Linked DNA regions of Mus musculus: all the other regions are linked to region 1. Evidence: chromatin contacts called from ENCODE Hi-C data. All regions are on one chromosome and are shown on one strand. The core of a region is the stretch at or near the end of the contact, and the rest is flanking DNA. Distances in the headings are between cores, read along the strand shown. Region 1 holds the start of Gsdma (gasdermin A). Region 2 holds the start of Smtn (smoothelin). Region 3 holds the start of Tug1 (taurine upregulated gene 1). Region 4 overlaps Osbp2 (oxysterol binding protein 2). Region 5 holds the start of 4921536K21Rik (RIKEN cDNA 4921536K21 gene). Region 6 holds the start of Slc35e4 (solute carrier family 35, member E4). Region 7 holds the start of Sec14l2 (SEC14-like lipid binding 2).

The links. Hi-C counts contacts between places; a loop is a spot of excess contacts on that map.
Region 2: a loop to region 1 is called in a map of T-helper 17 cell, with 31 times the contacts of the local background. The contact joins the promoter of Smtn here to the promoter of Gsdma in region 1. A Hi-C loop is called at or near these places in 3 of 37 maps with a recorded cell type or tissue (T-helper 1 cell and T-helper 17 cell).
Region 3: a loop to region 1 is called in a map of regulatory T cell, with 31 times the contacts of the local background. The contact joins the promoter of Tug1 here to the promoter of Gsdma in region 1. A Hi-C loop is called at or near these places in 5 of 37 maps with a recorded cell type or tissue (T-helper 1 cell, T-helper 17 cell, T-helper 2 cell and 1 more).
Region 4: a loop to region 1 is called in a map of regulatory T cell, with 25 times the contacts of the local background. The contact joins the enhancer-like site here to the promoter of Gsdma in region 1. A Hi-C loop is called at or near these places in 2 of 37 maps with a recorded cell type or tissue (T-helper 17 cell and regulatory T cell).
Region 5: a map of T-helper 2 cell shows a loop between it and region 1 (17-fold over the local background). The contact joins the promoter of 4921536K21Rik here to the promoter of Gsdma in region 1. A Hi-C loop is called at or near these places in 3 of 37 maps with a recorded cell type or tissue (T-helper 1 cell, T-helper 2 cell and regulatory T cell).
Region 6: a map of T-helper 17 cell shows a loop between it and region 1 (13-fold over the local background). The contact joins the promoter of Slc35e4 here to the promoter of Gsdma in region 1. A Hi-C loop is called at or near these places in 4 of 37 maps with a recorded cell type or tissue (T-helper 1 cell, T-helper 17 cell, T-helper 2 cell and 1 more).
Region 7: a loop to region 1 is called in a map of regulatory T cell, with 16 times the contacts of the local background. The contact joins the promoter of Sec14l2 here to the promoter of Gsdma in region 1. A Hi-C loop is called at or near these places in 3 of 37 maps with a recorded cell type or tissue (T-helper 1 cell, T-helper 17 cell and regulatory T cell).

The regions. Positions count from the first base shown.
Region 1 is chr11:98,662,952-98,665,678 of GRCm38, forward strand. Gsdma (gasdermin A) reads left to right here and starts at 1,400. Exons shown (of 12, transcript NM_021347.4): 1 at 1,400-1,487.
Region 2 is chr11:3,537,959-3,540,685 of GRCm38, forward strand. It overlaps Smtn (smoothelin), which reads right to left and starts at 1,334. Exons shown (of 20, transcript NM_001284427.1): 1 at 1,154-1,334. It overlaps Gm11946 (a long non-coding RNA gene), which reads left to right. Exons shown (of 6, transcript XR_001780145.2): 3 at 1-1,757; 4 at 2,482-2,683.
Region 3 is chr11:3,647,424-3,650,150 of GRCm38, forward strand. It overlaps Tug1 (taurine upregulated gene 1), which reads right to left and starts at 1,391. Exons shown (of 4, transcript NR_002321.2): 1 at 1,330-1,391. Morc2a (microrchidia 2A) reads left to right here and starts at 2,014. Exons shown (of 27, transcript NM_001159288.2): 1 at 2,014-2,723.
Region 4 is chr11:3,730,305-3,733,031 of GRCm38, forward strand. The region is part of intron 2 of Osbp2 (oxysterol binding protein 2); the gene reads right to left. Among named protein-coding and RNA genes, the nearest start is that of Gm51881, 9.8 kb to the right of the region's middle. Within about 2 kb of position 1,401, at least 1 of the 3 ENCODE cell types and tissues checked has a DNase peak (open chromatin) inside an H3K27ac peak, as active enhancers do.
Region 5 is chr11:3,893,801-3,896,527 of GRCm38, forward strand. It overlaps 4921536K21Rik (RIKEN cDNA 4921536K21 gene), which reads right to left and starts at 1,326. Exons shown (of 3, transcript NM_026150.3): 1 at 1,040-1,326. The coding sequence starts at 1,287. Dusp18 (dual specificity phosphatase 18) reads left to right here and starts at 1,440. Exons shown (of 2, transcript NM_173745.5): 1 at 1,440-1,717.
Region 6 is chr11:3,913,352-3,916,078 of GRCm38, forward strand. It overlaps Slc35e4 (solute carrier family 35, member E4), which reads right to left and starts at 1,313. Exons shown (of 2, transcript NM_153142.3): 1 at 1-1,313.
Region 7 is chr11:4,117,322-4,120,048 of GRCm38, forward strand. It overlaps Sec14l2 (SEC14-like lipid binding 2), which reads right to left and starts at 1,408. Exons shown (of 12, transcript NM_144520.2): 1 at 1,304-1,408. The coding sequence starts at 1,357. It overlaps Gm51934 (a long non-coding RNA gene), which reads left to right and starts at 1,028. Exons shown (of 3, transcript XR_003949841.1): 1 at 1,028-1,639.

The DNA.
Region 1 (2,727 bases), core at 150-2,649:
ACACCCAAGAACCCAACTCCACCTTTCCTAAGGGGGATGGGCACCTGACAGCAAACAGGAGCTAGAGCTGTCTGTCTAAGATGCTGATAGCTGTGCCAGGTGAGAAGTGGAAGGGAATGGAGGAAAGAAAAGGGGTGAAGGATGGGGACCAGAGAGGCAGAACAAAGTGTGGAAGGATTCTGAGAAAGTAAAGTAATAAAGTTTTAAAGATATTTTTGCAGAGTGTGAGACTCTTTCCTCACTCCTACCAGTCCCTAAGGAAATCTCCAGGAAACTGCTTCTTCATATGGCCTTGCAGTAAATCACATAAATTGTAATTTAGAGACCTGCCTGTGTGTGTAGAATCCTCTTTTAAGTGATTTCCAAGGAGCAACTTTAATAAGATAATGGGGGCTGGAGAGATGGCTCAGAGGTTAAGAGCACTGACTGCTCCTCCAGAGGTCCTGAATTCAAATCCCAGCAACCACATGGTGGCTCACAACCATCAGTAATAGAATATGTAGTCCTCTTCTGGTATGTCTGAAGAGAGCAGCAGTGCACTAACATGAGAGAGAGAGAGAGAGAGAGAGAGAGAGAGAGAGAGAGAGAGAGAGAGAGAGAGAGAGAGAGAGAGAGAAAGTTCCTGAATGACCTACAGGGAGACAGCTGAACGCCCACAGCATACATCCTGGGCTGTCCGTCATCTCACCGCTGAGATCCACCTCTGCCTGTGTGTGAGCATATATTCCATATACTTAGAGATGCTTCCAAATTATAGAAGGCCATATGAGCTCACTCTATCCTGCCTCCTCAGACTTCTGTGCATACTGGTACCAAGTTATGCATGTGTAGCCAAGGCACATATACACATAGAGAGAGGTAAGAATCAGCAGGCTGATGCATACAAAGTTGAAGGGCAGATTTTCAGCTGCTCTGCTGCCTGTAGTCCCTGAACATACAGGATTTCTTATCACTTATCATTTCCACAAGGCCTCAGATGAATGGCAGGTGCTTCCAGATGACATCAGGGCAGTGATCCACCCTGTATCACCCCTGCACACAATTACACGCATGCATGAGTACACACACACACACTCACATGCACACTCACACACAAATAAGCATAAGTGCATACACACACGCACACAGCCAATTCCCACTGCCTCCCTTCCTCCCCAGTCTATAAGCAAACTTTCAGTCCCCCTTCTTTCTGTCTCAGCCCCAGCAACACAGACACCTGCCTGGCATCTTTTTACCCACCCCCACAGGACCTGAGGCGGGGCACTTCAAACAGGTTGATGCTGTTCTCCTGGAAGTGGAACAAAAAGGGGTGGGGTCATTGTGGGAGGCGGGGTCTGTGGGAGCTTACATCCCCGCCTCCATGGAGGCATAAAGCAGCCAGTCCTGATAAAGGACAGCCAGTCATTCCCTCACCCTATAGACAGAACGAGCTCTGGTTCCTCACCACACACCAGCTGCCAGACAGGATCCAGCATCACCCTTCCCTGGTAAGATCAATGATGGCTGAGGAGGCAGGGGGACATTCTGGGGAACCAGGGGAAGGTTGGGGCCAAATGGGCATGGGATTTCTTATCCTTTATCATGGCCATAAATCTCCCTGCATTTTACTGGGGGTAGGACTCATAGTAGGCCTTAGAGAGAAGAGAGGCAGCCCTTTGAGTGCCACTCTGGTGAAGGGTAGGTCCTTCTAGGTACACTCAGTTGGTCTCTGGAGGGACATAGGCCATCCCAACCCTTCCAGGAACAAGGGCTGGAAAGTATATTGTAGATGGCAGGATGGCCCCAACATCTCTGTGTGCTCCTTCCTGTTTCCCTGCCTCTGTCAAGTACTACAGAAAGGTGAGGCCCATGGAGGCTAGCTGATGTGTCTGATCTCTTCCACCCACCAGGAAAACCTGGGTGTGTCTCCTGGATCCCCAGGTGAGATACCTCGACTTCAAAGACAGAGTCCTAAACTGTCAAACTTGTGATCCTTGCAGGCCCCACATCCTCTTGGTCCCTCTCCCTCCAGCATGTCTCCCAGGACCAAGCTCACTCTTTCTATCCTTGTTTCTACCAGACATGGTGCTGATGCTGTAGAGGTGACTCAGGCCCATTTCCTGCCCTCAGGAAAGTCACAGTTGAGTAGGCAAGGCAGTCAGGTGAACAGATGGATGGTAACAAGATGAATTAGCAGGTGTTTCAGAAGTGGATATACAAGATGCCTTGGGAATGCAGGCAGAGTCACCAAAATGCCCAAAGGAGTAAAGGGGTGAGCAGGTGACATGAGTTGAGTCTTTTTTTTTCCTTCTTACTCCAGTCCTGCTTGCTCAGAGTCCAAAGATTGATTGATTGATTGATTGATTGATTGATTGATTATAAGTACACTGTAGCTCAGATCTCATTATGGATGGTTGTGAGCCACCACGTGGTTGCTGGGATTTGAACTCAGGACCTCCAGAAGAGCAGTCTGTGCTCTTAACTGCTGAGCCATCTCTCCAGTCCTTCAGTTGAGTCTTATAGGACAAATACGAATTCTTTCTATTGGAAAGGGGATATATCGTAAGCAGAACTAACAAAGGCAAAGAAGTAGTTGGGAGAGAGGAACTAGGAAATTTGCCCACTTATACTGGTGTTGCTAGGAGGTGGGTGGGAAGGAAATGGAGGGTGCAAACAAGTGTAGCCTTGCCAAGGAAAGGGCAACTGGGGAAGCTGCCCAGCTCTGACTGCCCAGGCTCCTGGGCCCAG
Region 2 (2,727 bases), core at 84-2,583, about 95 Mb before region 1:
TGTCTGGCAGTTCTTGGAGCCAGCCTTCAGTTTTGACTCCTTTCCTCCCTGATGTCAGCAGACCTGACCTTGGGGAGCCAGGTGTCCCTCTCTCCCTGTCCATTCACACACTCAGAATTCACTCACAGTTCACTTTCCAACTGGAAGGGCCTTGGGAAGCTGACCCACCCAACCTCTGGACTTCAGGCAAACTGAGAGGATGGGAGATGGTCAAAGATTCATCACAGGGGGTCAGAAAAACTCAGACTCAAAGGGCAGAAAGAACCTAACACAAATCTTGGTGACTTCTGCCTTCTGAAGTCCCCTTCCAAGATGCTGCCCAAGACTCCAGGCTGTTTGTTTCTTGTTCAACCACTGACCGTCAAAATGGATTCCTAAATCTGGTGCCAGTCTCTAGCCCAAATCACTCCTTCCTGGAGTCCCCAGTGTCTCTGGAATTTGTGGTTCCATGGTCTAGCACACCTGGATGTTTTGCTAATGTGGTGACTGAAATGGCCTCTGGACCCCCCACCTCCATTGATTCATCCCGAAATCATCCACTCCCTCTCTACAACAGTCACTTGGTGTGAGTCACCCCATCCGGTGAATGGGTCTGGGGGAGTCCCAGTGCGCACTAGTTGGAGTTGGAAGGCACTGCTAGAGTCTTTACCTCCTAGTCTAGATACTCTGTCTGGGGTAACTACCCCTCCCCAGTGCCCAATCTTAAGTATTGTGGACATGCTATGCTTCTTCATGTTGGGTAAGGGTGTTGTTAGTTCCAAACCTAGGTGATACTCGGGACTGTCTGCTCAGAAATTCCTGCCACTGCTTGCCACCATTCTCATGGCTTCATGCTACAGAGTTTTCAGTCCTGGGGATTGTTAAGGCCCTGCGAGAGATGGGTCAGGATCTGGGAAAGATTCCTCGAGGTATCAGCTCCCTATAGATTAGTGTCTCTGGGGATCGAGAAGCCTCTTCCAAGTCCATAGAGTCTCTTCAAGACTCTTTCCCCAGGGTCTCAGAACTTCAACCATGTGTCTTTGGAGTTCTCGTGATTTGGCTAGGGTTCCCGGACCTGGGAGTTTCAGAATCCCTGTCCAGACATCCAGGTTTCACACCCCCTTCCCCGGACTCATCCGGACTCCTAGAGTAGACCCGAGATCCTCATACCCACCTCTCAGTCCGGCCCGCCGTTCCGGCGCAGTTTCGTGTTAGTTTGGTCGGGACCCGGTAGATGCAGTAGAGACCGGCAGACCGACGGGAGGAGCCGCAGCCCAGGAGCCCAGGCCGGTTCAGCAACGTACCCTGGACTCTGCTGCAGACGCCTGTCCCGCGGCGCCAGCCAGATGGCTGGCTCCGCCCTGCCAAGCTGTCCCAGCCAATTCTCTGTTGAGACACGCCCCTGCTCTGGTCCCATTGGGAAAATTCAATTTTTTAGGACCCGCCCCCAAAAGACTCCAGCCCCTCACTGTACAGGCATGTTGGGTATTGTAGTTTTGGGGACTGCTGTTGCGAGGTCCTAGACATCCTCGGGTGGGCTTCACCAGGATACAGGCTCTAAGCCAAAGTCCGGAATGTGCCACAAACCGGGCAAATAAGTATCTTGGGATCCTGTAAGCCCTGAGCGGTCCTGACAGCCCCTCCCTGCCCTCCTTTTTGTTCTTGAGACCACATCCTTTCTCCGGACTCCACCCACTAGGCGCCTTAGTACACAGACTGCCCAGTCAACTCAACGCTCAAAGGGCGCTTTCGGGACACCTGGTCTGTGCCACCTCAGGGTAAGGAGACTGGGTGACCAGCAGCATTTTGACAATTATTGAGTCGCCCAGGACATCTGAGATGGAGCAGGATCAATCATATCGTACCTTCCTTGCTCATATATGTAGCATGCTCTCCCAAATTCTTTAAAGTCTGCCTCTGAGACCCCCGAAGTTCTAAATAGGGAGTATGAACCTCGCAACTCAACAAATGGGGGAAACTGAAGATCCCAAGGAGACAATACAAAGAGTCAACCAGGAGACCCAAGAGCTCAGACCCTGGAGGGAAAGCTTCCCTGTCATCCTGGAGGCTGTGGAGCCGCCCTACTGGTCTTGCCTAAGAAAAAAGTAGGGTGGAGCCTGGGCAGATAAAGTCTGGAGTCCAGCTTGATAAATAAAAACTGTAAATCAAATAAAAACCATAAAAGCACCAACGTATTTCTTGTGTGTGTGTGTGTGTGTGTTGTGTGTTGTGTATCAGATTATAATATCCATAACAACTTAATGAGATTTGACTGTTCCCTTATACAGATGAGACAAAAGCCTATGGGTAATGGAGTCGAGGTTCATCCCACCTAGCAGGGATTCTAATCTCTGCTAACACTATAATGTGGAACTGAGGTAGGGCTGAGCTGGCTCCTGTAGTCTCTCAGAGAGCTCCAACTCAGATTTCTCCAAGACCAACCTTTACACACCCAAAGAGAGGACCTGTGTCCATTTAAAGTCTTTTTGTTTCCTCCCACAGCCCCAAGAGGTGGTCCTCTCACCTTATATATTGGAAAATAAGACCTAGAGAAGGAAGCCCCTTGCGGGGGAGGCAGAAGAAATGCGCCAAACCGACGAAGACGCCGGCTGTGGAGGTTTCCTAGTCTTCCCTACCTGAGTGGGAAGCCGATTGCTCCAGTGAACCGCCTGCTCGCGCTGGCTGAGATCAATGAATGGCCGAGGTGGGTGCCTGTTTCCGGGATTGTCTATTTAGCGCTGTGCGCCC
Region 3 (2,727 bases), core at 141-2,640, about 95 Mb before region 1:
GATTTTGTGTCCCAGCCAGAGTCCAACAAAGTTTTTTCAAAAACTTTAGCCTTCAATTTAAAAAACAAAACAAAAAACCCCCCCAAAAAAAAAAAAAAAAAAAAAAAAAAAAAAACCCCAAACATTTTCAGGAATCCAACGCCTGGTTCAGTCTGTTCCAAGTAGCCCTCTTGCTAAAAATCCATGTGCACTATTAACTGGTTTTGGCAGCACCATTTAAAAATAATCCTGTTCACTATCAACCACGAAAACCAGGGATATAAAATAGGAGCAAATAATGGGTGTCAATCATGGTTGTAAAAAAATAGTTAACGAGAGAAAAGTAGTCAGGCACCAGTACGAGCAGCAGAAAACAATCGCTGGGCCAGAGATTACACTTCTTGTTACTCGAGGACACATTCACTCCTAATTGTAGCTGCTTTCTAGTGGGTGCCATTGTACCATAGGCATCAGCCACCCTTCAGGCACCCTATGGTGAAAGGAAAGGGCTTTGACTAAAAGCCAAGCAGTGAAGTGATGGTACCTGAAACAGCCATTATGCAGTAAGAAGCAGCTCACATATACCAGGGACTCAAATGGGGGCTTCATATTGGTTGTGAAGGGTCCCAGATGACATGTAGGCCTCAGTTTCCTCCCGGTGGCAAAAACTGTTCTAAACTCTTCTGGGTCATAGCCCCCTTTGAAAACTCGCTACTGAAGGATCTACTCATCCCCCTAGAAAACACTTTCCCACGTGTTTCTGTACAGAAGAAGTTCAGGGAACCTTCCCATCTCCAACTCCAATAAAAGGTTCCCGAATTTAATTTCAGGGAATGAGCAATTGTTATGACTTCTTGCAACTCAAAGGAAAAAAAAACAATAATCATCTTTCTGTAAACCGACACTTTTGAAGAGAGCTTCCAATTCCATACACACACTGATAGGCAGAGGAGGAAACTGAGGCGCAGACAGATTACAGAGTGACTTGCCTAAGGTCACTCGGCCAGCGAGTGGCTAGGCCCGGAAGCAAACCCAGATCTTCCGACTCCGGAGCTCGAATCCCCACCCCGGAGCTGCCGCCAGCGCTCTCGCTCCCCACTAAGGTGGCATAAGTAGGAAAAGGCAAAGGAGGAAGCCCACCACCAACCATCCTCCAGCTCCCTCTTGACCCTCCAACTGGGTCCTAGCAGGCCCCGAGGGGTGGCGCCAGGCCTCCAGGCCAGCCCCGGCCACCCCAGCTTCCCCCGCCGCCTCCCCGGGAGCGGGGCGGAGTTGCCCGCCGCCGCCAACCACCCGGACGACCCCTCGTCGGATCGCAAAAGCATAGGCCGCCGCCCGAGTTCTGCGTACGAGAAGAAAGACGCGGCGCGAGCGCCAACGGCCACCGGGCGCGCGCCGCGGCGGCCGGGCCTGCGCCCCAAGAGCTGGATGCCAGAGCAGGAGAAAGAGCCGCCAACCGATCGCTCGATCGACCGCACGCCCGCTCCTTCGCCCTACCAGACCGGGGAGGGGGGGAGGGCGCGCCAGGGCTTCTTCGAGTTAGGGGCCTGACTCCCCGGCGACAAGACAAGATGGCTCCTCCGCTCTGCTCTGCAGCTACCGTCCCGGCTGCGTCTCTCGGCCCGCCCCCGGTACTGTTCCTTTAAATGGCCGAGAGGGGTCAGGAAAGCAGGAAGAGAGGCGCGCGCCCTCACGTGATGGGGGCGGACCGGCCAAACAAGATCCGGTCACGTGGACCGACGTCGCTCGCCAATCAGAAGGTGGAGTCTCAGGGCGGGGGCGGGAAGACTTCGAGCTCTGTGATTGGCCGAAGGTGCGCTGGAGGCCTCGGCGGCCGGGCCGTCGGGAGTGAGCGAGGTGATTCGCGCTGCGTGCGCTTACGGAGACAAAGCGGTGGCTGAGGTAGCGGTGGCGCGGGCAGCACCGGCCGCAAAGCCGTACTGAACGCTGAATCTCGTGACGCCCAGCCTGTCATCGTCTGTTGAGGCGCGGCGTGTCGTGTCGTGTCGCGGCGCGGGCGGGCGGCGGCGGCGGCGGCGGCAGCGGCAGCGGAGGCAGCACATGGTTCCAAGAGCGCGCTGCGGTGGTTGAGTTCCAATTCCACGGGGAGGGACAAAGGCATCTGCGAGCTGCAGGCAACGCCCGATCGGATCTGGTGGTGCACTCGCCACTTTCCTCTGTTCTCCCAGGCTCTGGGACTAACTCCTGTCTGTCGGTAGCGAGGAGGTGGCCACAGGACCCAGGCCTGGGAAGGCCCGAGGGCCCGAGGCCATCTTCTGAAGGGTGTGGGGGAAGGGCGCACCTGAGGTGATTCGGGAGGGTAGGTTGTGAGGTGTTTCTGTGGGCCACTGTGAGTAATTTCACCCACAACCTGTGGTGATTGTGGCATAATAGCAAGCTGTGTTTGGGCGGGGTTTGGGAAAAGAAATCTGTCAGTCAGCACCAAGGACCTTTCTGTTGGAAAGCGGTGAAGCCAGAAGTAGCCTCCACTCCACTGCACTGTCCAGTAGAGCACTCTTTTGAGGAGCCTGGTGTCTTCGGTGGTGACAAAGTCTTCGGTGGTAATGAAGTAGGTGAACCGTCAGAAGTAGGTCAATTTCCTGAATTTAGGAGAACAGAAAAGGACTTGAACGTGAAGTTGAAGCTGTAAACCTCCAAGTTTGAAGACCATTCAGAACCGTTCACTTTTGATGTGCGTCGGAATTGTGTGAAGAAAGCTTGACCCCCCGGAGCACTTAAGGACAGTAG
Region 4 (2,727 bases), core at 151-2,650, about 95 Mb before region 1:
GTGCAGGAGAGGGCCTGACCCCAGTCACATCTTTCACAATGAACTAGTAGGTGGCTGAGAAGTGGCACCTCTGAGTCAGGCCAGGAGTGTCAAGCTGAGAAGGTGGCACTGTGTGGAGCAGCTGGTCTGGGCTCAGCTCCCACCATGTCATCTGAGAGATTGTGCAGAAACCCTCTCAAAACATCCACAATGGGCTTGAGCTGGGGAGCAGTCGCAACCTTTCTTAGTCACCTATATGAGTCTCAACATGAATTTGAGCTGGCTTGTGTCACTTGGGTTACTCCCTCTGTTGGGGAGGAGGTCCTGCTTCCTGGCTTTGGAGCCACCAACTTTTCTGAGCTACCTCTATTATCTGTGATGTAAAAACCATCTTGGTCTCTGTTCTGAACAATCTATATAGTACTTGCAGAGAGATGGATGGGCTCTGATTCTTGGATGTGGGACAGCTTTCTGATAGTGGAGAAGACCACGGAAACAAGCATGGCCCTGTTGCAGAGGTGACAGAGAGGGTAGAGCTGGGAACTCTCTTTTCCTGTACAGCCAGCCAAGGCTGTAGCCCCCAGAGCCCCCTACACTACCTTTCCTCCCATCTTTCCCACTGTTGAGTAGAAAGGGGCAGCACCTGGAAGCAAGGACATTCCTGCTGCAACCTGATCACTTTAATGGAACAGCCAGGCAAAGCAGAGAAGGCAAGAACCAGTTTGGTTAAGGACTGGTCCATCCAGGCTCACACTTGCTTTGAGATGGGTACCCCGAGGCCTAGAGAGAGTGCCTGGCTTATACCATGTGTCTAAGTGGCACTTACCAGCCTACATTAAACCCTTATTTTGCCCAGGTGGCTAAGATGTTTTCTGGGGGTATCCTGGGTGGGTCATCCTTATATCTAGCATACACCCTGGGAAGCTAGTGAGGAAGGGTCACTCACTGCTCTGTGTGTCTGTTGTCAGAGTCCCCAGGTGGTGAGTGCTGGCCTCTGATCATATGCTGTGCCCAGCTGCTGATGGCAGGGCCCATAGGGAGCACGTGGCGGGGGGGGGGGGCTCTCAGATCTGCACTGGCAGGGTGCCAGGCAGAGATGCTGTACCCCTCTTTCCTTCTCAGCAGAGGCCTCCTGAGAGTGCAAATTGGAGAGATGTAAGGGCGACCAAGGAGACTATCTGACTATTTTCCAGGCAGAAGCTGGAGTGAGGGGCCAGCCAGAAGAATACAAAGTGCACGCAATACCCACTCTCTGCCTGGAGATGGGGTGGGCGTTGGCTCCTCCTTCATGTGCAGTCTGCCTAAGCCATCTGATGGGTCAAGACATCTCTCTCCTTTCTTCCCCTCTCTTCTGGAAGCACACTGCAAAACCTATGGTGCCTCTACCCACCTACCTCCTCCACCGAGCCCAGGCAGCTGCTTTGCCATATTTGGGGCTCCACCTGGCTCTCTGCAGGACTGGTGTTTCCAAGAAATGAAGAGCTAATGATGACTGTGAACACTTGCTCTTTCTAACTCCACTTGCTGAGAAGTGGGATTACAAACATGAACTATGGCGCCTGGCCTATGAGATGCTAAGGATGGAACCAAGGGCTCCACGCATGTTAAGCAAGCACTGCCGAGCTACATCTCCAGTCCCCAGCAAACTCATGTCTTAGGACAGCAAGTGGGGAGACATGTTTAGAGTGGACTGGTCCTACAGTGAGCAAGTCGGGGAGCTGTGGTCCATGCTCTGACATTCCAGTCATCCTAATAAGATCACCACAAAACTGGTCTGGGAGAGGCACATAGTCTTCACGAGATCAAGTAGTGTCTTCCAATCAGTGGCCCTGCACAGTAAGGCTCCTCTAGTGGGACTTCTGAGAGTGTCTCTTCTTGCCTCAGTGACCCCACATGACTTCATTATCTATCCCAAATGCCAACCTGGCCAAGAAGAGGGTAGAGCTTGAGTATCTACACTGCAGGGGTCTGCAGCCCTCAGCAACCTTAGCCTTTGCCTTAGCAGGAAGCTGGCCTCAGCATGGAGGGCAACTGGGCAGAGCAGTGGGATCCAGGGAAGCAAACTGGAAAGCAGATGGAGGCCTTGAAACTCGAAAGAGGCAAAAATGAAGTACTTGGGGTACCAGCACACACACACACACACACACACACACACACACACACACACACAGACATAGAGGAGGAGGAGGAGGAGGAGGAGGAGGAGGAGGAGGAGGAGGAGGAGGAGGAGGAGGAGGGAGAAGGGAAGAGGAGGTAGAGAAAACGAGAACTGGAGTGTTGGCTCAGAGGTTAAGAGCACTGACTGCTCTTCCAGAGGTCCTGAGTTCAATTTCCAGCAACCACATGGTGGCTCACAACCATCTGTAATGGGAATCGATGCTCTCTTCTGGTGTTTCTGAAGACGGTTACAGTGTACTCACCTACATAAAAAATCTTTGAAGATGAAGAAGGAGGAAGAGGAGGGGGAGGAGATGGTGGTGGTGGTACAAGCCAATGGACACCAAGCATCACCAGCAACACAGGGCACAAAGAAAAAGGTGTACAACAGACTCTTCCCTTGAGGCTTCAGAGGGGTCTGGACCCACTAACACCTTGATTTTGAACTTGTGATAAATCCCAGTTGCCTTAATCTACCAATTCGTGGTAGGTAATTGGTCAGGTACAGCAGCTCCAGGAAACTAAAGCAGTGGCTTAAAACAGAATGGTTATCATCTCACAGAGCTGAAACTTCCTATAATCAGGGTGGGG
Region 5 (2,727 bases), core at 76-2,575, about 95 Mb before region 1:
TATACTAAACTCAGTCTCTATTGGTTAGCACATCAGAATAAGATCATCATAAAATACATTCATAGTCAGACAAAACAAAAACAAAACAAAAACAAAAAAACAGAAAACACCACCACCACCAAACCCAACAAACAAAAAGATGTATATTTTGTGACAAGGTCTCGTGTATCCAGGCTGGCCTAGAACTCCCTCTTGAACTGAGAGTGACCTTGAATTTCCAATCCTCCTGCCTCCAGCACCTGAGTGCTTGATTACAATCGTGTGCAACCACGTTCAGTTAAGAAGAAAACAAAGCACCTTTAGGGGGATTCTAATAACGTTCTCCAGTTCATTTTCCTATGAGTTAGGAACAACTGTGGTCAGGCTGTGCTTGCTAATACAAAGGAACGAACATTGAAAGCTACCCAGTTCCACTTTTCTGGTTTTTATGCAGGATGACTCAACATACCCAGGTGCGGATGGGAAGACAGAGTCAACGGTCAGGAATTTACACACAAGTCTAAGTCCTATTTTCAACCAAAAAGAGACTAAATATTTAAAGACCCTCTTTACTTAGTGATGCACCAAATTTATCAAGTAATAAATACTGGTCATTTTTGAAACAAATTGTGTTTCCATAATAAATCCTCTGTAGGACTTGTTACATCCTTGGCTGATGCCGGTTGAAGAAGGGGGACAGGATTGGAGTCAAACATTGGGGAACTGAAGGCTTTTCAAGGACGCTGGAGAATGGGAAGGCCTGGAGTTGCCAAGTCGATTGGAGCCTGAGACCAATTGCAGACGTCAAGCCTACACTACGCCAGGGTCAGGATTCATTCGGAAGGCTAGAAACGGGACAGTGCCTTCGGCCCAGAAAACGGGCTTCTGAAGGTCCTACGGGTTGGCCTGAGTCTGAAAAATCCTGCGATCGGAGACATTGCTGCGATCAGAGGAACATCTAAGGGCGGAGGTTGGGGGGGGGACACGGCTGGAACAAAGTGAGTCGGATTCCCTTACGGGGTCCCGGGTCTGACAACTGCTTTGTATACCCGAGCCACACCTGAATAACAACTTGGGGAGTGGGGACCGCGGCCGCAGGAAGTAGATCTGTGGTTGGACGTGGAGGCCAAGATCCGGCTGGCTGTCCAGTCTCTCGCGCCGGAAGTTCGAACCAGAAGCGGTAGTCTCTTCGGTACCTTTCCTGTAATCCGAGCCCAAGTCCCATTTGACTGAAGGCCTTCTGGGCTGTGTAGCGGTCTCTGACTGGCTAGAGAGCGACTCAGGAAAGCTAGCAAGACCTAAAACCATGGTGGAAAGACACGCGGTCGCAGAGCAACTATCTACACTGGAGTGCGTTGCCTGGGAGACAACCGGCAAGCAGACCGCGTGACAGTCTTTAGGCGTTCTTTGTGAGGCTCTGTTGGGCGTGTTGCCTAGGAGACGAAGGGTGAGTGGGCGGGGCGTGCAGGCGGTGGGTGTAGCAATGGTCCTTCTGGCTACTTGGCGCATTTCTGTGAAGACAGGCAGCCCACCCAGCTTTTCCCAAACGCCTGGGAACTGCGTAGTCCTTCGAGGTACAGAATCAGTCGCGGGGTCCCCCTAAGCCCCGAACTGCCCATTGTTCCGCGAGGAGAAGCCGTTGCTACCAAGGTCCGGAATCATGAAGGGCCCTCTCTTTCTTGGAGAGGGTCGTCCGCGGCTCTGCCCTGAAAGATTTCGGGGGCACTGAGGGAAGGAGGTAAGATTGTTTGAGTCTTGTCACCACGTAGAGAGGCCAAGCTTCCTAGGCTTGTTGTGGCACCTTCCACTCATCTACTTGTGGACTCTGTTCCACGTTTATAACCCAGAATTTAACCAGCGCCCCACCTATATTTGCCAACTTTCTCCAGAAAGTGTAATCCACCAGAAATATCAGCCTTCAGAACTTGCTGTCTAATGATGAACAAAACTGGTTTTCCTCGAGTCTCAGGTTTCACGGCTACAAATTAACTAGATGCCAAAAGCCTGGTTGGTTGTAAAATGTAAAAAATGGAGATGACGTTTCTGTTTCCTCTCCTCCCCTCTCCCCCCCCCTCCCCCTCCCCCTCTTGAAACTCTTGAAAGAGTTCCAGTAGTCTGGTCAGGAACACCACATCTTGCTTCAGCTTCCAGGTCTGCTCTACCATGTCCTACTGTCTGTGATCGCTTCTTACTATCTTTGCAACTCTATAACAAATGCCTTTATTTGTCATTCCCACAAGCTTTGCATTTTAACTTTACCTCTGAAGGGACTGAAGAGAGCAGAAACAAAACCAAATGTCACTTGGAAGTCACATTCCTTGGAAGGCAGGAACAGGGAGACAGAACAGTGGAAAAATAACTGATTGGCCTGAGGTTACCTGAATGACTTTTCATTCTGAGAGGATAAGTTAGGCCATGACCTTATGCTAGCTGAAACTGGCCTGCCTGGGAAATCCTGATTTCTCAAAGGTTAATTTTAAGAAAACAGCTTTGTTTCTGTGACAAGGAAAAAATTAAATCAAAACAAACAAACAAAAAACCCTGTAGTTTGTTTCCTCAGCTCTTTGTTGGGGGGCAGGACCCATAAAGCAAGGGCCCCACCTTTCTCTTCTACCTCCTGAATGCTGCAGTTCCAGGTGACCATCACCAAGGCTCTTTTCTACTTGCTCTCAGTTGACTTTGAGGTCATTAATGTTGGAAGTCACACAGCTGAGCAGAGAACATGAGTTTCCACTAGCTGTGCTGTAT
Region 6 (2,727 bases), core at 63-2,562, about 95 Mb before region 1:
TGGTGTCCACCCAGGCCTCGTAAGCCCTGGGCACCTCCCGCACCAGGGGAGGCCTTCTCTCTTCTCCGCGCCCTAAGCTCACGCGATGCTTTCACACCGAATCCGTTTGTCTTTTTCCATCTTTGGTCCCCAGACTGTCAGGATGAGGTCACTGACTGACCCCGACCGCCTGCGTGTTTGGTGCTCAGGCCCGGACCAGGTCTGGCAGGGTCGATAATATTCCGAGCGTGGGAACGGAGGTTGCAGCCGTCGCTCCCCTCCCCCAGCCCCCTTTAGCCTTTTACTGGACCGGGAATAGACGCCGATAGGCCGGCGGACGCGGAATCGCGAGCTCGGACTGGCTGCAGCCTCTCAGGATGCTCTGGCTGTTCTGGCTGCCGCTCGGCTCCCGCGGTGGATCTGGCAGCTTCGGGCGCCGGGCTCTAGTCCCTCCCGAGTCCCGCGCGGCTCAGCGCTTCCCGGCCCTGCCCTCTCCGCCGCTACCGAAGCTGCGCTCCACCCGGAAAGTTGGGCTCAGCCCGGGCCCCGCCCACGAGTACCAGCCCCGGAGCCCGGCGGACGTCTAGCCCCTCCCACAGCCTTTGCGCCTCCCGACTTGGCTTGCGCAGCTGCGGCCGCGAATCCCTTAGTGGAGAGTGTGGGTTGTACCAGCCACCAACCGGAATCCGGATTGTCTCCAGCGCCAAGTAGAGCCTTCCTTAAAAAGACCAGTATCCAGTGCTGGAAACCCTGGGCACTCTGCAGAGCCGTCCCCAAGCTGTCTGCCATCGTCGAGAAGCAGGGCGTTGAAGTGAGACATACCACATCACCTGATCCCAGACCACAAAGGTCTCCTTGAGATCTTGGAATTCAACGGAGCTAGACCACGTGGTCCCTTAAGGCTGCCTCATCTTGTTCCCCCTCCATTCCACTCCAGATCTTTTCTCCCCCTCTCAAACCAGGGCGGCGCCCCCTCTGGGGCAGCAGAAGGGGAAATGAATCACCAAAGCTAACCACAGCTCCGGGAAGCAGGGTACAGCGGGCCGGCATCCATCCCGAGCTAGCCGACTTTATGTGCTGCTCCCTAGGCATTCCGAGGTGACTCACAGCTGGGTTTCATGAGGCCCACGGAGCAGAATCCTGGATGGTTCCCGGGTTTCCCACCTGAATTCAGGTTAGGGTAAGCAGCTGAAACCCAGGGACCTGTTCCCAGCCCAACGCGTGAGCAAGAATCAAGGTCCATCCTGGACTCTTTCCGGTAATTGGATTTCTGGGGAAGCTCCCGCTCACCTGCACAGGCCTCACCCGGCTCTGTTGTCAAACAAGTCCTGGATGACAACCTGCCTAGAGAAACAAGATCGCAAAGCGCAACTGTGTAGCCCGGCCCGCAGCGCCCTCTGGTGGTCGTGACTCCGCACTGTTGCAAGCGTTCCTAATCCCTTCCCAAAGAAATTCAGGTGAAAATAAGCCAGTCCCACCTGAGACCTAAATCAGATCTCTGTCCCAGATGAACCAGGAATCTACACTGTCACACTTGCCTCCGATGAGTCTGATACCCGCGGGAACCCGTAGATCTCTGCTGAGTAACCCAAGTTGAAGGGCAGAGAGTGTAGGTAGGAGACTTCCAGGGAAAGGATCAAAATCTGGGGCATTTAGATAGTTTTTCCAAGAAGAGTTATGGGAGGGAAACTGAATGAGCCTCTCCCCTCCCCCCTCCAACACACACACACACACACACACACACACACACACACACATTTTTTAAGAAGAGGAATCTGGGCTTTCAGTGAACTATATTCCTCTGGGATTTTTAATCCATTATCCACTAAGCTTCTTTGAATTAAAAAGCATTTCTTCCTATTTAAATTTTTTGTTTATTATTAGTGGTGTGAATGTCTGTATGGGAATGCTGAGATTACAAGCAGGTGCCTCTGCCCACTTCTGTGCCCATTTTAAAAAGATTTATGTGCATTGGTGTTTAGCCTGTCTGTCTATCTGTAACTATGCATGGATGTCTGTGAGGGCATCAGATCCCCTGAAACTGGAGTTACAGACAGTTGTGAGCTGCCATGTGAGTGCTGGGAATTAACCTGGATTTTGTGGAAGAGCAGCCAGTTCTCCTACTGCTGAGCCATCTCTCCAGCTCCTTGAACAATTTTTTTGTTAGATATTTTATATGGATGAGTGATTTGCCTGCATGTGAGTGTGCGCACCATGTGCATGGCCGGTGCCTGCAGAGCCAAAAGGGCATCAGATCTCCTGCATCTGAAGTTACTAGTGGCTGTGAACTACTATGTGGGTGCTAAAGACCAAATTTAGGTCCTCTGCAAGGGCAGTAAGTGCTTTAAAAAAAAAAAAAAGACTTATTTTATGTATATGCATACACCACTGTAGCTATCTTCAGAAACATCAGAAGAAGACATCGGATCCCATTACAGATGGTTGTGAGCCACCATGTGGTTACTGGGAATTGAACTCAAGAGCAGTCAGTGCTCTTAACTGCTGAGCCATCTCTCCAGCCCAGTAAATGCTTTTAACCACTGAGCATCTCTCTAGCCTCAGAAACCCATTTTAACCTGTCTCAACATCAGACTGTATTTTACTGTGGATCCAGAGCCAGGAGGCCCGGATTCAAGGAGGATATCACTGGGGTAGAGGGCTCATTCACGTTCCTTAGGGTCTACTCAAGATCTCAGAGCAGCCTATGCCTCCCACAGCACCCCTCAAATTTGAGCCCTACTGTATGAG
Region 7 (2,727 bases), core at 158-2,657, about 95 Mb before region 1:
GTTTGAAAGACTACAAAAGAAGCCAAGGGAGGGGGGTGGACAACCATGATGGAGCAGACAGCTCCTGCAGGTGGCCACAAAAGGGAAACATACTAGGAAAGCCACCAAGGGAGGTGGACAGTGACCCAGGATAGCCACCCCTATCCCTGATCTCTCACTACCCAGTAGTAAACAGGCAGCCCCAAGCCTCCTACAACAGCAGAGACCTTTATCTGGTTACTGACCTGTAGGACACCTCCAGAGAGGACCAATGAGGACTGGCCACCTCTGCCCTTTGCCTTAGGTCAGCTAGGTCTAATCAGACCCTCCCATCCCCCAAAAGCAGCTCCCAGAGTTAGGACAATGGTCATCTAAACAACAAGCAGAAGGCCACCCTTCACCAAGGACCTCACCTAGCCCCTGGCTTAATCCCCACCAAACCTATGCCCAACAGACTTAGCCTGCACGTCAGCAGCAAACCTGGCATGGGAAAAAAGTCACACACAGCAGCCACATCTGCTGCCACACTCTGGAATAAATAAGAAACTGCACAACTGGGAACACTGGGGCTGGACCCCATCAATTCTGATCCCGTGCAACTGAGGAGATAAAGTCTTTTGGCCAGAAGTGCCAGCTCCCGAACTTGAATGGAGTAGATAAGTCCCTGTCTGCCCAGGTGCCAAGGCAAAGCCTGGTCAGGTCCTTTCCTTTTGAGTGGCATCACTAAGTTCAGGCAAGGGTCTGGGTTGCCAGGGTGGGGAGAGCTCTTCTCTCCGAAAGGATTCCAACCTAGTGAATCCCGGACATCTTAGACTTCACACACAAGAGGTGCCCGACAGACAACTCCTCTAATTTCATCGAAGAGCACAGCACACAGGACAGGGTTTGGCCCAAGGTCGCACAGTGACTTAGTGCCTTGAAAGAGCTAGGGGGAGTTTGCCAAGGAACTGTCAGGGACCCTTCCATATGCCACTGCCCCAAAAGAGAAAAACCTCCCGGAAATGGGAGGAAACCTGGGGCCCTGCCCCTGTCCCACGGCCCTGCTACCAGTCCCTGCCAGCCCGGAGGATGAATGTTGCCTTTGTGCCCTCAGCTGCCTCCCAAGGCTTCCAAGCAACCACTTCTTCCCAAGGGGGCACCTCTGGGGCTGCTCATGCTGAAGATCGCGATGACCAAACTTCCCGAGGTCCTCACCCTGAAGGAGAAGCGGTCCGCTGGGCACTAGCCAAGCGGGGGCGATCAGTCGCCCGCCCGCGAGGACAGTCCCTTACAGCCGCTTTTCAGCCAGGAGCGAGGGCCACAGACAGACCAAGAGCAAGCTCACCTTGGCCAGTGCCTCCTCCTGTTTGGGGCTCAGGTCACCGACTCTGCCGCTCATCGTGGCTCAGCCTTGGGGCGCGGTGCCTGCGGCAGCTGATGGAGCTCCGACTCGTTTGCCGCCGCCGCAGCCGCTGGAGTAAAGTCCCAGTCTTTGGCCGAGGCCCCGGGGCTGGCGGCCAAGACCCGCCTCTTAAAGGAGCCCGAGGGGCGGGGCGAGACGCGCAGAGGCCCTGGATTGGAGCCAGAATGCTTGCTCATACACCTGAGGAGCTACTTGGGTCTGGATCCTCATCCTAACCAAGAGGAAGCTGGAAAGCTCTAGCAAACGACGTCTTCTAAGGTGCGACTCCACAAGGCTGGACCGGGCTGCTCTCATAGCTTTCCTTACCCCAAAATGTTGACAGCTCTCTGGTGCCCACTGAAAAGGGATGCCCCTTAAGCGTCTTTCTGCCTGTAGGAACTGTGGTGTTCACTCTGCCATCTGCTTATGGTCACTACTACCAGCTCTGCTTGGGAGTGAGAGTTGACCCCCAGGGTTGCCGATGTAACTCAGTGGCAGAAGGCTTGCCACTGAGTTACGCGCACGACCTTAAGTCGGATTCCCAGCACTGCATGGTCATAGTGGCACATTCCAACACATACCTGAGATCCCAGCATTGGAGAAGCAGAAGTTCTGATCACCCTTAGCTTATTTATTGGGCTTGAGGCAAGCCCAGAATACAAACAAATAAACCAAATGGAGTGGACAGCCTTTTCCCTCTACCTGCAGAGCAGGCATGGTAAAGACCATGGCATCTAGCTGAAGAGAAAGGAAGACCAGCCTCCCCACTAAGACCCAGGTCTCTGCGTCTGATCTTCCCTGCTCTCTGGGAGCCACACCTGAAGCTCTCACATCTCAGTTGGCATGCTCTGCTTCCTCTGTGGAAGTGAGGAGGCTCAGGTTTGAGGGCCCGTGTCCCACGGGTGTCTACGGGGTCCTTTGCCTCACTGCACTGTTGCTTCTTCTCTAACCGAGGGTGATCATGGGCAGGAGGCTAATGGAAGTTAATGTACACAATTCTCAGGTTTGACTTCTTGTGGCCACCTCCTTGCTGTCCATTGCTGGCTGCCTAGCCAGATCTTGGCCGTAGGCTAGACAGAGAGGAAACCACACTGGAAGCCAGAGCCCACAGCAGCCCTGCTGTGCTTATCTGCTTCCCAGCTCTGGCCAAGAGCCTGCGGACTCCCCGCTAGTGACAAGTTTGACTAGTGAGTGGGTGGACTCTGACAGCTGTAGCCTAGCAGCCTCTTGTCCAGCCTATACCATCAGACTGCCTCCCGCCCCCCAGTTACTACTTCTGGCTCACACAATAGAGTTCATAGCCTTCTCCTGCTAGAGCCCTCGCCACTTTGATCTTACTTCCATGGTGATACCTGGTCACAGGGCCA